Linked DNA regions of Homo sapiens: all the other regions are linked to region 4. Evidence: chromatin contacts called from ENCODE Hi-C or POLR2A ChIA-PET data. All regions are on one chromosome and are shown on one strand. Each heading gives the region's core, a stretch centred on a gene start or an enhancer-like site at or near the end of the contact. The rest is flanking DNA. Distances are from core to core; before and after follow the strand shown. Region 1 overlaps JADE1 (jade family PHD finger 1). Region 2 has its middle 33 kb from the start of JADE1. Region 3 has its middle 93 kb from the start of JADE1. Region 4 overlaps LINC02615 (long intergenic non-protein coding RNA 2615).

The links. Hi-C counts contacts between places; a loop is a spot of excess contacts on that map. ChIA-PET counts read pairs that join two places held with the same protein, here RNA polymerase II (POLR2A). Pooled maps may share reads with other maps.
Region 1: a pooled map shows a loop between it and region 4 (4-fold over the local background). The contact joins two enhancer-like sites. A Hi-C loop is called at or near these places in 23 of 168 maps with a recorded cell type or tissue (HCT116, IMR-90, Right ventricle myocardium inferior and 15 more) and 16 of 50 pooled maps. POLR2A ChIA-PET finds 5 or more read pairs at or near these places in 14 of 52 experiments (A549, A673, AG04450 and 9 more).
Region 2: a loop to region 4 is called in a pooled map, with 2.1 times the contacts of the local background. The contact joins two enhancer-like sites. A Hi-C loop is called at or near these places in 1 of 168 maps with a recorded cell type or tissue (Caco-2) and 7 of 50 pooled maps. POLR2A ChIA-PET finds 5 or more read pairs at or near these places in 2 of 52 experiments (A549 and activated CD4-positive, alpha-beta T cell).
Region 3: a loop to region 4 is called in a pooled map, with 2.5 times the contacts of the local background. The contact joins two enhancer-like sites. A Hi-C loop is called at or near these places in 4 of 50 pooled maps. POLR2A ChIA-PET finds 5 or more read pairs at or near these places in 2 of 52 experiments (OCI-LY7 and WTC11).

What each region holds. Positions count from the first base shown.
Region 1 is chr4:128,821,598-128,824,871 of GRCh38, reverse strand. The region is part of intron 1 of JADE1 (jade family PHD finger 1); the gene reads right to left. Among named protein-coding and RNA genes, the nearest start is that of JADE1, 14 kb to the right of the region's middle. Within about 2 kb of position 1,696, at least 3 of the 41 ENCODE cell types and tissues checked have a DNase peak (open chromatin) inside an H3K27ac peak, as active enhancers do.
Region 2 is chr4:128,775,202-128,778,559 of GRCh38, reverse strand. No RefSeq gene overlaps it. Among named protein-coding and RNA genes, the nearest start is that of JADE1, 33 kb to the left of the region's middle. RefSeq lists an enhancer at 2,142-2,663. Within about 2 kb of position 1,679, at least 3 of the 41 ENCODE cell types and tissues checked have a DNase peak (open chromatin) inside an H3K27ac peak, as active enhancers do.
Region 3 is chr4:128,714,719-128,718,073 of GRCh38, reverse strand. No RefSeq gene overlaps it. Among named protein-coding and RNA genes, the nearest start is that of JADE1, 93 kb to the left of the region's middle. Within about 2 kb of position 1,504, at least 5 of the 41 ENCODE cell types and tissues checked have a DNase peak (open chromatin) inside an H3K27ac peak, as active enhancers do.
Region 4 is chr4:128,452,982-128,456,428 of GRCh38, reverse strand. All of the region lies in intron 1 of LINC02615 (long intergenic non-protein coding RNA 2615), which reads right to left. Among named protein-coding and RNA genes, the nearest start is that of LINC02615, 27 kb to the right of the region's middle. Within about 2 kb of position 1,993, at least 5 of the 41 ENCODE cell types and tissues checked have a DNase peak (open chromatin) inside an H3K27ac peak, as active enhancers do.

The DNA.
Region 1 (3,274 bases), core at 447-2,946, 370 kb before region 4:
ACCTAGTGATTTTGTCTTATGGCTCATATGCAGAAAGGCTGGTTTCTCTCTCAAAGTATCAGTTTTATCTACTGTTTCCATTTTTATTTATTTCACTCAAGAAGTTCTAGAAGGTACTCAATTAAAGACCGCTACATACTTTTATATATCACCCAATGCAATACTATGTATTAAAATAACCTACTGGATGAATGCCTTAGTTCCCGTACTGTTACCTTATGTTCACTCCACTTTATTGAATTTGAGATGCTTTTACTTTAATATCTAATTGACCTTTAACTGGAATAACTTCTCCTGTATTCACTTTTAAATTTATTGATGCCCTTCCATTCTGTCAAATAGCTAAAATCTAATACCTAAAGGTACTAAAGAATGTATTTTCAGAAACCAGGTGGTCTTATATAAAACTAAGTATTTTATGAGCTACTCCTTTCTCTTTTATTTTATTTTTTTTGAGTTGGAGTCTCGCTCTGTCACCTAGGCTGGAGTGCAATGGCTCACTCAGCTCACTGCAAGCTCCGCCTCCCGGGTTCACGCTATTCTCCTGCCTCAGCCTGGGACTACAGGCGCCTGCCAACACGCCCAGCTAATATATATATATATTTTTTTGTAATTTTAGTAGAGACGGGGTTTCACCGTGTTAGCCAGGATGGTCTCGATCTCCTGACCTCATGATCCGCCCGCCTCGGCCTCCCAAAGTGCTGGGATTACAGGCGTGAGCCACCGCGCCCTGCCACTCCTTTCTGTTTAAGTTCACATAGTTCAAATTATTTTTTAAACACTAGGTACCTGATAATTTGATTCCTAAATTACTGAACATAGAATACTCCCCCAAAAAGATACATTATATTCTTAATAATTGGTCACTTTTGTCTTCTATGGAATATACAGTTCTAAATACCCAAATATAATGACCTATAACTTCACAATAAAATCTGTCCACCTGCCCCTAAATGAATGTGAAGGAAACCCAGCTGGTTTCTTACCTCAGTTTTTAAAGTAAACATTAATCGCTTAAATATGAAGTTTTCCAACTGGCAACATTATCTAATTCATATGCTCACAGAATCTAAAAATGCTACTATGACTATAACTCAAACACAGATTCTCAATTTAACTAAAGGGTTATATCTAGTCAAAAATAAAGTCATACATTTAACTGACAAATAGCTTAACTCTTAAGCGTTAATGTTTTAATCTTGTCTAAATATCTCAAGCAAAAAAATGTGCTCTTTATAACGTCATACATCAAAACTTATTTAAGGAAAATGCTGGCCCAAGCTAATACAGAACCTCTGGAAGGAGGTAAAACTTACAAATATTCAGCTGACAAGTTTACATTAGCAATAGCCACCTCCTCCAAAAGAAAAAAAATTATGATAACTGACCACATAATAAATAACTATAATATTTACTCTTAGGAGCATTACTCATAAAGCCCATGTACTATAATACATTAGTTCACTTTAAATTCTTTATAAGTTATTTTTGAACTCAGATTTAAAAACCAAGAAAGCATTTCTCAAGACTTTAAGGAATTTTAAATTTGAGTGGTTCTGAATGAATCACAAGCAGCTCTCATTTGCCAATGTATAAATAATCCAATCACTGCTTATGAGCTCTAAGGCAATCTATTAAACCCCTTCCAGGACTCTGTAATTGCTGACTCAATTAAGAGTCAGCAACTGAATAAGAGCAGCTATGACAAAACATTCCAATCATTTGTACTTGGAATGTATTTTTTTAACTTCCCTTGACATGGGAGTAAATGAATTCACAACCAAACAAAAAAGGCAGTCAGTCACCATGGTCTCCAATCTTGAGCTTTTATCCTTATTTCCATCTACTCAGAATTCTTTTCTGTTAGATCTAAATGCTCAGATGTGGAAAGATGCCCAAGACATATTAGGGGAGAAAAACAGGCTAACTGCAGGGAAAAAACCCAAAATATAAGAGCATTTATATATAATAGGAGGAGAGAAAATACCTACAGCAATTGCTTGTATATTCATAGAACATTTCTGAAAGAATATAAATGTTCATAGTGGTCATCTCTGAGAAATGTGACCAAAGGGTTCCAAGACAGACTGAGTTGGGAACTTTTCCTCCTCTTTATGACCTTTAATATGATTTTAACTTTTTTTTTTTTCTTGAGACGGAGTTTCACTCTTGTTGCCCAGGCTGGAGTGCAATGGTGTGATCTCGGCTCACCGCAACCTCCGCCTCCCAGGTTCAAGCGATTCTCCTGCTTCAGCCTCCCTAGTAGCTGGGATTACAGGCATGTGCCACCACGCCCGGCTAATTTTGTATTTTTTTTTTTTCACTAGAGACGGGGTTTCTCCATGTTGGTCAGGCTGGTCTCGAACTCTGACCTCAGGTGATCCACCCGCCTCGGCCTCCCAAAGTGCTGGGATTACAGGCATGAGCCACTGCACCTGGCCATGATTTTAACTTTTTACGATGATTGTGTACTACACTTATAATAGTAAAGATACTTTTTTTTGAGAGACAGAGTCTTGCTCTGTCACCCAGACTGGAGTGCAGGAGCGTGATCTCTGCTAAGTGCAAACTCCGCCTCCCGGATTCAAGCGATTCTCCTGCCTCAGCTTCCCAAGTAACTGGGACTAGAGGCGCACACCACCACACCCGGCCAGTAGTAAAGATTTATTTCTTCCCTGCTCTTCACTATATAAAAGACCTGGAAGCACAACTTCTTGCCCCAGTGCAAAGCACCAGCCTATAACTAACGAGCAACCATCAATAAACTATGTATATGCCACCTCTTTCCTGAGATGCAGTATCAAAGAATTGTCTTGCTTTAAAAGAATATCTGATGCAAAGGTGCAGAAGAAAAAAAAGAGAAAAGGTAATAATGCCATAAAATGCTATTATCCCCTATTTGCTTGATTAGGTCATCACATACTTCAAAAGCTTAAGTTTTTGAAACAGGTAAAAACAGCCAACATTAGAAGGAGGTCACTTAAAATATATGCAATAATAATAGAAAAAAACTAACCCAGACAAGAAAATTAGGGTTTAAACTATACACAGGCTGGGCATGGTGGCTCATGCCTGTAATCCCAGCACTTTGGGAGGCCGAGGCGGGCCAGATTACCTGAGGTCAGGAGCTCGAGACCAGCCTGGCCAACATGGCGAAACCCAGTCTCTACTAAAAATACAAAAATTAGCCAGGCATGGTGGCAGGCACCTGTAATCAGGTTGGTGGTCTCAAACCTAGCAGCTACTCTACTCGGGAGGCTGAGGCAGGAGAATC
Region 2 (3,358 bases), core at 430-2,929, 320 kb before region 4:
TTTTTTTTTTTTTTTTTTTTTGAGATGGAGTCTCGCTCTGTCGCCCAGGCTGGAGTGCAGTGGCACGATCTCAGCTCACTGCAAGCTCTGCTCCCGGGTTCACGCCATTCTCCTGCCTCAGCCCCACGACTGGCTGGGACCACAGGCACCCGCCACCGCGCCCGGCTAATTTTTTGTATTTTTTAGTAGAGACGGGGTTTCACCGTGTTAGCCAGGATAGTTTCGATCTCCTGACCTTGTGATCCGCCTGCCTCGGCCTCCCAAAGTGCTGGGATTACAGGCGTGAGCCACCGTGCCTGGCCTGTTAATTATACTCAACTTACAGATGAGAAAACTGAATGCGGCTTGGAGAAAAGTTACTTTCCTTTTAAGTATGCTTACCACTTACTTGTTATAAAAAGATTACATAAAAATATACAAGACACAGGCCTGGCGTGGTGGCTCACGCCTGTAGTCCCAGCACTTTGGGAGGCTGAGGCAGGTGGGTCACAAGGTCAGGAGATCGAGACCATCCTGGCTAACAGGGTGAAACCCCGTCTCTACTAAAAATACAAAAAAAAAAAAAATTAGCCGGGCGTGGTGGCAGGCGCCTGTAGTCCCAGCTACTCGGAAGTCTGGGGCAGGAGAATGGCATGAACCCAGGACGCAGAGGTTGCAGTGAGCCGAGATCATGCCACTGCACTCCAGCCTGGGCAACAGAGTGAGACTCTGTCTCAAAAAAAAAAAAAAGAAAAAAAATATATATATACAAGACACGTACATCAAGTATACAGATGACATTATCAATGGAAAAGCCATTTAGTGTACTAAAGATAGATCAAAGATTCAAACTGATCTTGCCAGGCTAGAACATTAGACTAAAAAGTTAGATACAGCATAGTGTATAAAATGGAAATCCTGCAGTTAGCTACAAAGGTACAGAAAGAAAGGCAACTAGTTTGGCTGGATTTTGTGTAAAAGCAATTTTGTGGATTTGGCTAGCTGTTAGTTTAATATAAGCCAATAGTAGATGCTAAAAACGTGAATAGGACCACTTATAATCATTTCATGATGGTCCTTACCTTATTTGACTTCTTTCCAGTATTTATCACTAGAGACACTTTAAAAATTATCTTCTCTTGTCTTCTGTTCCATCTCATTATCTTTCCATCTCTGAAGCAGATCCTCATGAATATTAAAACTAATAATAGAGTAGCCTTCATTTATTAAGGGTTCTGTGTTAAGTACACATATTACTATTATTTAATCCAACCTCTTAACAGCACTAATGAAATAGGTATAATTCCTCCCCATTTTATAGATGAGAAAACGAAGTGATTTTCCCATGATCCGACAGCTAACGTTAGTAGCACCTAACTCAGTCTCACTTCGGAGCGCATGCTCTTAATCACTGCACTCTTATGTCCCAGGTCAGTTTCTTTCAGAGCTTCATTTTACTTTGCTCATTTTCCTAAGTGTCAGCATTCTTTAGAGTCCTGTCCTCTGTCTCAGCTCTTCTGACTTCAGTACTCTTTGGTTAATCATCAGTAGACATCAGACTTCCACTGACAACTTCTGCATTGATGAATCCTGTAGCAGCTGCTGACAGCTGCTTACCCAAGAGCACTTACCCTCTTCACATTCGTCCTTGCTAGTAGGAGCCTCTATAAGCTTCAGAAGAGGCTGGCCCCATGCCCAACCCTGGCTCCAGGGAGTGAATCATGGTTGGTTTAAACCAAACACAGCTCCTTTTCCTTTTTCTGTGATTTAAGCACTGGGAGAGTGAGCTGAGGAATTTTTGAAAAAGGTTATCCTGGCTCTTAAACAGAAATATTCATTAATGGAAAAATCTCTCCTCTATCACATTGTTGTGTCTGTACGTGATGTCTGGAACTAAGGCAGCTATCTTGGTGCCTTTGTTTGTTTGTTTGTTTGTTTTTTGAGACGGAGTCTCGCTGTGTTGCCCAGGCTGGAGTGCAGTGGCGCGATCTCGGCTCACTGCAACCTCTGCCTCCTGGGTTCAAGCGATTCTCCTGCCTCAGTCTCCCAAGTAACTGGGATTACAGACATAAGCCACCACGCCCAGCTAATGTTTGTATTTTTAGTAGAGACAGGGTTTCACCATGTTGTCCAGGCTGGTCTCAAACTCCTGGCCTCAAGTGATCCATCTGCCCCAGCCTCCGAAAGTGCTGGGATTGCAGGCGTGAGCCACTGAGCCCAGCCTTGGAGCCTTTAATAATTTTCAAGAGTATGAAGAGCACCTAAGGCCAAAATGTTTGAGAATTGCTGACTAGTCCACCCTCCCTCACTGAAACAGTTTCCCACATGTTTGTTTTCTTATTGCTAGTCTGTTCATGGCCAACTGCAATAAGCCCATTCTTTACATTGCTATCAGAATGATCTTTCTAAATGCTAATCAGATCCCCTACTTAATCCTTCAATGGCTCCCTGCGGCTTTTAGCTTAATACCTAACACTCTACTTCTCTAATTTTATTTGTTCCTCTCCTCTTACACACATCCTTCACCCCAGCCATTCACAGTTCATCGAAGTTTCCCATCAGAAATGGTGTTGATTATTCCATGCCTCCCACAGCCTGCTCTCTCTCTTTTTTTTTTTTTTTTTTTTTTTCGGTCTTCAGAGCAGAGATGAAAGAGCTGAGAAACCAATAAGGATGCTTAGATAATCCAGAAGTTAACAACAACAGCAAGCCACTACCAATAGCCAGTCCTAAGGCTGAAGGAATAGAAGGAGATGAAGTCACCAGACCCCAAGGGTCAAGGTTACCCAGGAAAATCTAGAACCAGAATGGTTCTATTCTGCAGGTGCTGGGACCAAGAATGGGGCAGGCCACTGCCAATGGTGCCTTCCAGAGCTGAAGTTCCCCTCCGGCTCTTAACTCCCACTTGACACACCCTATCCCCTCATTCTCTAGCTAGCTACTCATGCTTGTTCTTTAAAATTCAACTTGAGAGCCACTCTCTACAGGAAGCTGCCTCTGAGCCCTCATTGTAATTTACCTGCCCCTCTTCTGTGCTTCCAATGTGTCTTTTATCATAGTGGTTCCTGTACAAGTACTAAGGAAAGAAGACAGCACGGTATGAAGTATGAGAATGAACAAAGTATGCACATGGACAATCCTTTCTTTTTTTTTAGAGACAAGATCTTGCTGTTTTGCTCAGGCTCTTTTGCAGTGACACCATCACTGCAACCTCGTACTCCTGGGCTCAAGGGATTCTCCCACCTCAGCCTGAGTAGCTAGTACTACAGGTGTGCGCCACCACACCCAGCTAATTTTTATAGTTTTTTGTAGAGACGAGGTCTCACTATATTGTCCAGGCTGGTCATGAACTCCTGGGCTCAATCCTTTTTCAAAAGAC
Region 3 (3,355 bases), core at 255-2,754, 260 kb before region 4:
GTCTCAAACTCCTGACCTCAGGTGATCCACCCTCCTCAGCCTCCCAAAGTGCTGGGATTACATATGTGAGCCACCGCACCCAGCAGGTGTAGATCTGATGGACACAGCAATGAGAGGGTCCTAAAGCAAGTCTTGATAAGTGCATAGTTGTTTGATAAGAGAACTATTTGCCCAGGTAAGTGAATTTATTGCCCTGAGAAGAGGGCCATTTGCCCACATGAGCAACTTTCAAATAAATTGATTTTCAGGAATTTCCTGACACAAACAGTGAAATTATTTATTGCTCTACAAGTTTATCTTCCTGGGCAAGAATTTACTAGAGCAAACAGTAAGTCATGTTGCTACAGGTGGTCTCATTTCTCTGACCTGATAGCTAAGCTAATGGAACCAATTCTCATTGTCTAACATGGACTTGAACACTAGCAAAAGCTCAACATTAAATAAGATATTGAATTAGGAAAAAAAGAGGGGGAAGTATGGGGCCAGTCAACAAAGGAATGTGAAAAATAATTTCAAGGAGGCTTGGATAGTTGCCTGCCTTCTCCAGAACAGTGGGATTAAAGGACTTCAAAGTTCAACTTCTGCCCCAAACTGTCCAGATACACCTAAACTCATAGAAGCAGAGTTCTCTTCCAGGGAGAGAAGGTTCAACTGCAACTTATGTAGACCTGATGAACCTATTTGACTGGTCTAAGATGCTTAGATCTAATGGTGTGTTCCTCGAGGGCTGAATCTGCTCGTTCAATTTTGTATCCCTAGCCTAGGACACAGAGACATTAAGTCCTCAATTCATGCAACTGGAAATGAATGAGACTATACTAAAGGTAATAGATTGGCTCTGAATGGGGAGGTAGGTAGATCATATATAGGTATAGATTTGCCTGGTTGATAAAAAGCCCGTGTTTAAGAAGCTAAGCATTAACCACATGGGGAATTTTGGACTAAGAAAAGACCATGAAGATGCTTAAAGGACACAGAAACAGATGAGATAAAGGAAAGAGCAGAGAAGAAGAGGAGGCACCTGATAATTTAAAAATCTTGTATTTACATAGCACTTTTTAATGTATTTTTATTTATGTTATTTTATTGATCTGTACAACATTCTTGTAAGCAAAGTAGAACAAGGATCATTATCACCATTTTATGGACAAGAAAGTTGCGGCTCAGAGATGGTTAAGTGTCTTGCCCAAGGTCACAACACTAAAATTGCAGATGGGCTCTTGGGCCTAGATCTTCTAAAGCATTTTGCAACTGTTAAGATTTGGAAGCAGAACTAAAACTGTGAAAAGAGTGAGAGAAGTGTTTCTCTTTACCCCTCCAACCATAAGGACCAAGGTTTGCCGAGTTGTAAGTTCTGTAAATAGACAAGAGTGTGCTGTGAACTGTAATTGAATGGGAACTGCCAATGGAGTTGTCAGACCCTGTACACTGTGCCTGGGTGCCCTGAACATAGCCTCTGAACCACCAGAAGTCTACACTGCCATCATTTAAGCACAGATGACTGTTTTTATGCCAAAGTCCTGCGTGGCCACGTGTTTCCACAGGCAGCAAAATTTTAGTATCCCTGTCTGGCTGGGCTTAAGTTTTTGGCAAGAATTCCCTCTTCCCTTGTGAACATCTTGGAAAGCTTTTAACTGAGCACAAAGATGTTTATTTTGAGAAGCAAAAGGGACTAACTAAATACGTCCAAAACCAATCTCTACCTCTCCCACCAGATGATCCTTACTTTTATCATGTAAGATATTTTGCTACCTCCACCATCTAATAGGCAGAGTACACAGGTGATACTATCGGGACTGCTCTGAAGAAAATGGTGACTTCTAGCCCTGGAGAGGTATTAAGAGTCTAGGGTGAAAAAGCATTGAGGGAAGTAGAAACGGACAGCAGTGGTGGTTGTAGGAGGGGAAGAGTGGTACTGTTATGAAACTGAACAACCAAACGTTATGTGGGTGCCCCCCAATTGCCCGATTATTTCTCAAGTATCTTTTTGGAATGGTTTTTACTCTGGTTTTAGAAGGAATCATGTCCACACATAGAATATAATTTGGCAGGCCTTAATAATAGTGTCAAATATCACATGGTCAATAACTTTTGGGGCATGTTGATATAAAATCGTGTCATTTTAGAATTATAATATACCTTAGGGTAACTGGTTCAAGTTTCTCATTTGAGAGATGAGGAAACTACGAATCAGAAAGTTAATTGACTCTCTTGAGGTCATACATACTTCAGTGGTAAACCTAGGGTTGTAAGGCAAAACTCTCGATTTTTGTGGTTATTGCAGTGTATTGTGAAATAGCTTTTCTGAAAGCTAACATTTCTTGTTTTTATTTTTTATTTTTTTTTCTTTCCACACTGAGTTTCTCACTCTTTTAAAACGCTATCAAACTTCCCTTCCAGTGCGTGAAGGGACCTAACAAAGAAAAGGCTGAAGTTAGCACAGGGAAAAGTACCTCTTCTAAAAGTTTGGCTCAGGGACACCAACTTCAAAATTTCCCTTGAAGTATTTAATAGAATTATGGTAGTTGGGGGGCAGGGGGAGTGACTTAAAATGGAGAGAAAAGGCCGGGCATGGTGGCTCATGCCTATAATCCCAGCACTTTGGGAGGTGGAGGTGGGTGGATCACTTGGGCCCAGGAGCTCAAGACGAGCCCAGGCAACATAGCGAAACCCTGTCTCTACCAAAAATTGCAAAAAATTAGCTCGGCATGGTGGTTCATGCCTGTAGTCTCAGCTACTCTGGAGGCTGAAGTGGGAGGATCGCTTGAGCTTAGGAGGTTGAGGCTGCAGTGAGCTGTGATGTTGCCTCTGCACTGCAGACTGGGTGACAGAATGAGACCCTGTCTCAAAAAAAAGTGTGTGTGTGTATGTGTGTGTGTGTGTGTATTGGAGGTGGTGAATGAATGTCTCATAAGTGAGAAGACAGATCCCTGAGGGTCTGGGGACAAATGAAAGCACACTGGTTTAGATCAAGATGAAGTCTGAATTTCTTCATAGTGAAAATTGCAAAAAATTTATGATTAGGTCCTTGAAGTTACTGTTTGTCTCAGCTAAACAGAGCCCTTTTTGAGGTATTAACTGGTATTAGAGAGAATAACATCACTAACCCCAACAGATGGTGTAAACTTATAAATCAGTCTTATCTGGAGAGACAGAAGATCAGTATGACTTGGATCAATGCTACCTTTATTCTTCTAGAACAAATGAATGTGTAGAGGCCAAGTGGGATAGGATGCCTCTGGGATCCCTCAGTACTTGTAAGTTCTTACACTCTTAATATTCAGTTTTCCCAGTCCTTGACTTTGTCCTTTATGATTGTACCAAGCACCATAGTGCCTTTGTCACCAAGTTCCAT
Region 4 (3,447 bases), core at 744-3,243:
AAGGCCAAGGCCACAGCCAAGAAACTGCAGCATCTGGCAGCTATCTGGCTTTCATACCCCGTGTGCCCCCCTTGCCCTGCTCCAGATGGCTTGGCTGCATCAACCAGGGATGCTGCCAATGCACTGGGCAACAGGTGAGGAGCTCATTGCTGAATATGTCATGGCGCCTAGAAGTAGCACCAAGAGGTAGCACTCGAGAATCTGTCTTTGGATTAAAATGCAAGCTTGAGACCTTATTAAGGAAGACTTGACTATAACAAGGAGACTGGTATCTAACTCAGCCACTCCCCTCCCTCAGCCTAGTCCAAACCAAGCTGCGCTATGCAAAATACATGGCATCATGGTTCAAATGAAGGATCTGTACCTCTTTCCCCAAGTTTCTGGAATCATTGAAGATTGAGTGTAAATTATCACTCTTATGTGTATTCTCCAAGCTTCATGACTGCTTTCTTGTAAAGAAGAAAAGAGGTTCCTTTCTCTCTTCCTAGAGTCTGAGCAACTCACCAGGGTAGTACCCTGACAGCAGGATATCCAGCATCGTTGAGCCTTCCTTTGTATGGGGAAAGGGACAATATGTCAAATTTGGTGTCTACCACATCCACGGTCCTCCTGAAGGGAACAACCATGCCCATAGCCCAGGCTGGGGGACAGCCCTGCACAGGTCTAAAAGTGACTCAAAGGTGGCCAAGCAGAGCCTAACTCATCCCCTGGGAGATGGCCTGGCCTCCAAAGCTCTGTCCAGACAGGAAGAATGCAATTAACTCAGCCAATGAGTCTCTCTTCCCTTCCTCCTTCCCTTCCCCCTCCACACTTCCCTCAAAATTAACCAGGAAATACAGGGAAAATAGTCTCTGAATTGTTAGTGGGACCAGAAGCTAAAAAGATGTACCCAGAGAGCAGGTGCCATGTAGGAAAGCTATGGGACAGAGGGTATGAGGGTGTCAAGGTCAAGACTAAGCTGAAGAAATGAGTTAAGGAAAAGGTACACAGAGTTGAAGGTGAGGCCAAGCAGCCGTAGTGGTGTACACAGAGGCCAAGTCCCTGTGCTGGATAGGATGGGGATAGGCCCACAGCTGAGCTGTGCTGGACCCTAGACTGTTGCTGAGCCCAGCTCCAGCCTCCTGTGGCATTTTGCACACTACTTACCCATGAGAGTCCTGTCTCTAACCCCCAACAGCTGCCAATAACCCCCAACAGCAAGGCTGCCTCAGTGTATTCCAGCTCTTGCCCTCACACTTCCTAGCATGACGAGGGCCAGTTTCCACAGATAGTTGGACAGTGGCCAGGCTAGACCAGCCCTGACACTCCTTCACCCATGTCACCAGATGCTTCTCATATCAGGCACATGACACCTAGCACGTAAGGTTATATTGCTCCTTATTGTTCAGGGTTTGATGCGATCTCAACAGCTATTTGTTGTGTAAAATATTTTTAGCATGAGATTTCTATGTGTATGGGGGACCTGGAGGAACAGTTAGGGAAGAAGAGAATTATCCTAGCAGCCGACTGTGTCACATTCTTGATGATGTGGTCAGTGCCCTGCCCACATACATGCTCAAAAAATAATTGTCAATAATGCCGTCTTCATCCCACCTTCCTGTGTTTATAAAAGACAAGTGCAGAGAATTGAAAATGAGGTCTCAGGGGATCCCAGGCAATTGAAACTCTTCCTTCCTCCCTCAGGGAGTGAATCAGAGAACACGTAAGTGCACTCATGTGGTCTTCATAGAGAGATACTGCACAGGGCAGTAGATTTCAGGGAGGAAAAGAAAAGAAAAACCTTTTCAAGTCCATTTAAAACAATCCATGCAGCTGTTTCCTGAACTCTTCCAGAAGAACTGAAATACAAAACGCTACCTCTTCCCTCCATCACCTCCCCCCCACCTCCGCCCTCCTAACTGGCTTTCAGGTGACGCAATGATGAGACCTCTGCGGTGAGCTCTCATCTGGAGGGATGCAGAAAGCCAACGGAGCATGGGGTGCTGCCACCTCTTGGATGTTCATAGCCAAAGCAAGTCTCTGTCCCAGAAAGGATGTATTTCGGTGATATTATGAAATGTTAACGGGCAATCTGTTCTGAAATAATTGCTCAGTGTGTTGGCCTCCTTTTCCATTTTAGAATTTCAAAGGCATTGCAGGCCGAAAGCAGTGCCAGCCTGTTAGTGGTACCTACACTGATTAAATCCAGCCCATCATAACCACAGCTACACAAAAGCTCTTTTTCCCAATTAATGAAATGCAATTAATGGTATCATTGAAAAACTCCTGCCACTTCAATTTAAAGCTATTTAGAGCTTCAATTTAGAACTGTGTGCATATTTTAGAACATGCTTTTTTTTTTTTTTTTTTTTTTTTTTTAGCTGACACGATTAACAGCACCTAATTTCTGGGATACGCCCAAGTTTCAGTAGGGGAAAAAAAGAATGTTTACCAGAAACATACACAATAATAATGGCCTCCTTTCCCTTCCTTTCCTAAACACACAAACACACACACACACACACACAGAGGCTCACACACGTGCAACCCAGTTCAGTTCCAGTTATTCAACTGTTACAATGTCTCCCTCCCTTGTGGAAAACCTGATAGGTCTATGTTGGAAATATCTAGGGTGCTCTGATGTAGGATACAAATTCCAAGGCCTTTATTGCATGATGGTCCTTTTGAAATATTTATATTGATCGGCCCAGTTCCTGAGAGGAAATAGGTTGTTTCTCTTATTCTCCCAGGTATAGGTCATTTGAGCAGTTGGGCTGTCATTTTTTTAATCTCCACATTTCCCTAAGGATAGTGAGAGGATGATTTAAACGGCAACATTAGCTGCTTTAGGCTAGATTTTCAAAGCTACACCAGGGGAGTTAAAAGCCCAAATCCTGTTATTGTTACAGGATTAATGCACAGAAATCCCAGAATACCACTTTGGAATTGTAGCCAAGGAATATTATTTTAATGTACTATGTGTTATTTTTAGACTCAGATATAGCCCAATTATCAGCTGGTGTATCAAAAATGAGACAAGACAGATAGCTGTCTTGTCTTTAATCCAAAATTCCAATGATGTTTTTGGTGTTTGTGTTTTCTCACCCCTTAGAAATCTGGATATTTGGAGGAAAAAGGTAAAAGATAGAAACTACAGCAGCTACCTCCTACCTGCTTGGTTGCTATAGAGGCTGCTTCTTAGAGTACTGGTTCTATAGAATATTTTAGCACGGTTTTCCCCTCCCCCACCCAGGGGAGGCAGGTGGTAGGAAAAGGAGGTATTGAATCAGGGGTCATCTTGACCATACTGCAAAAAGCTACAAATCAACCACAGCACACTCATGATTTCAAGGCAGCAAGTCAGGGCTCCTTTCTTCAGTTATTTTTATTTCTGCTTTTATACATCTTAGATTGTTGTTCAAAAATAACCAGCTGTAAAAGGTCTTCCAGTTGCTTCCAAGCTGCCCT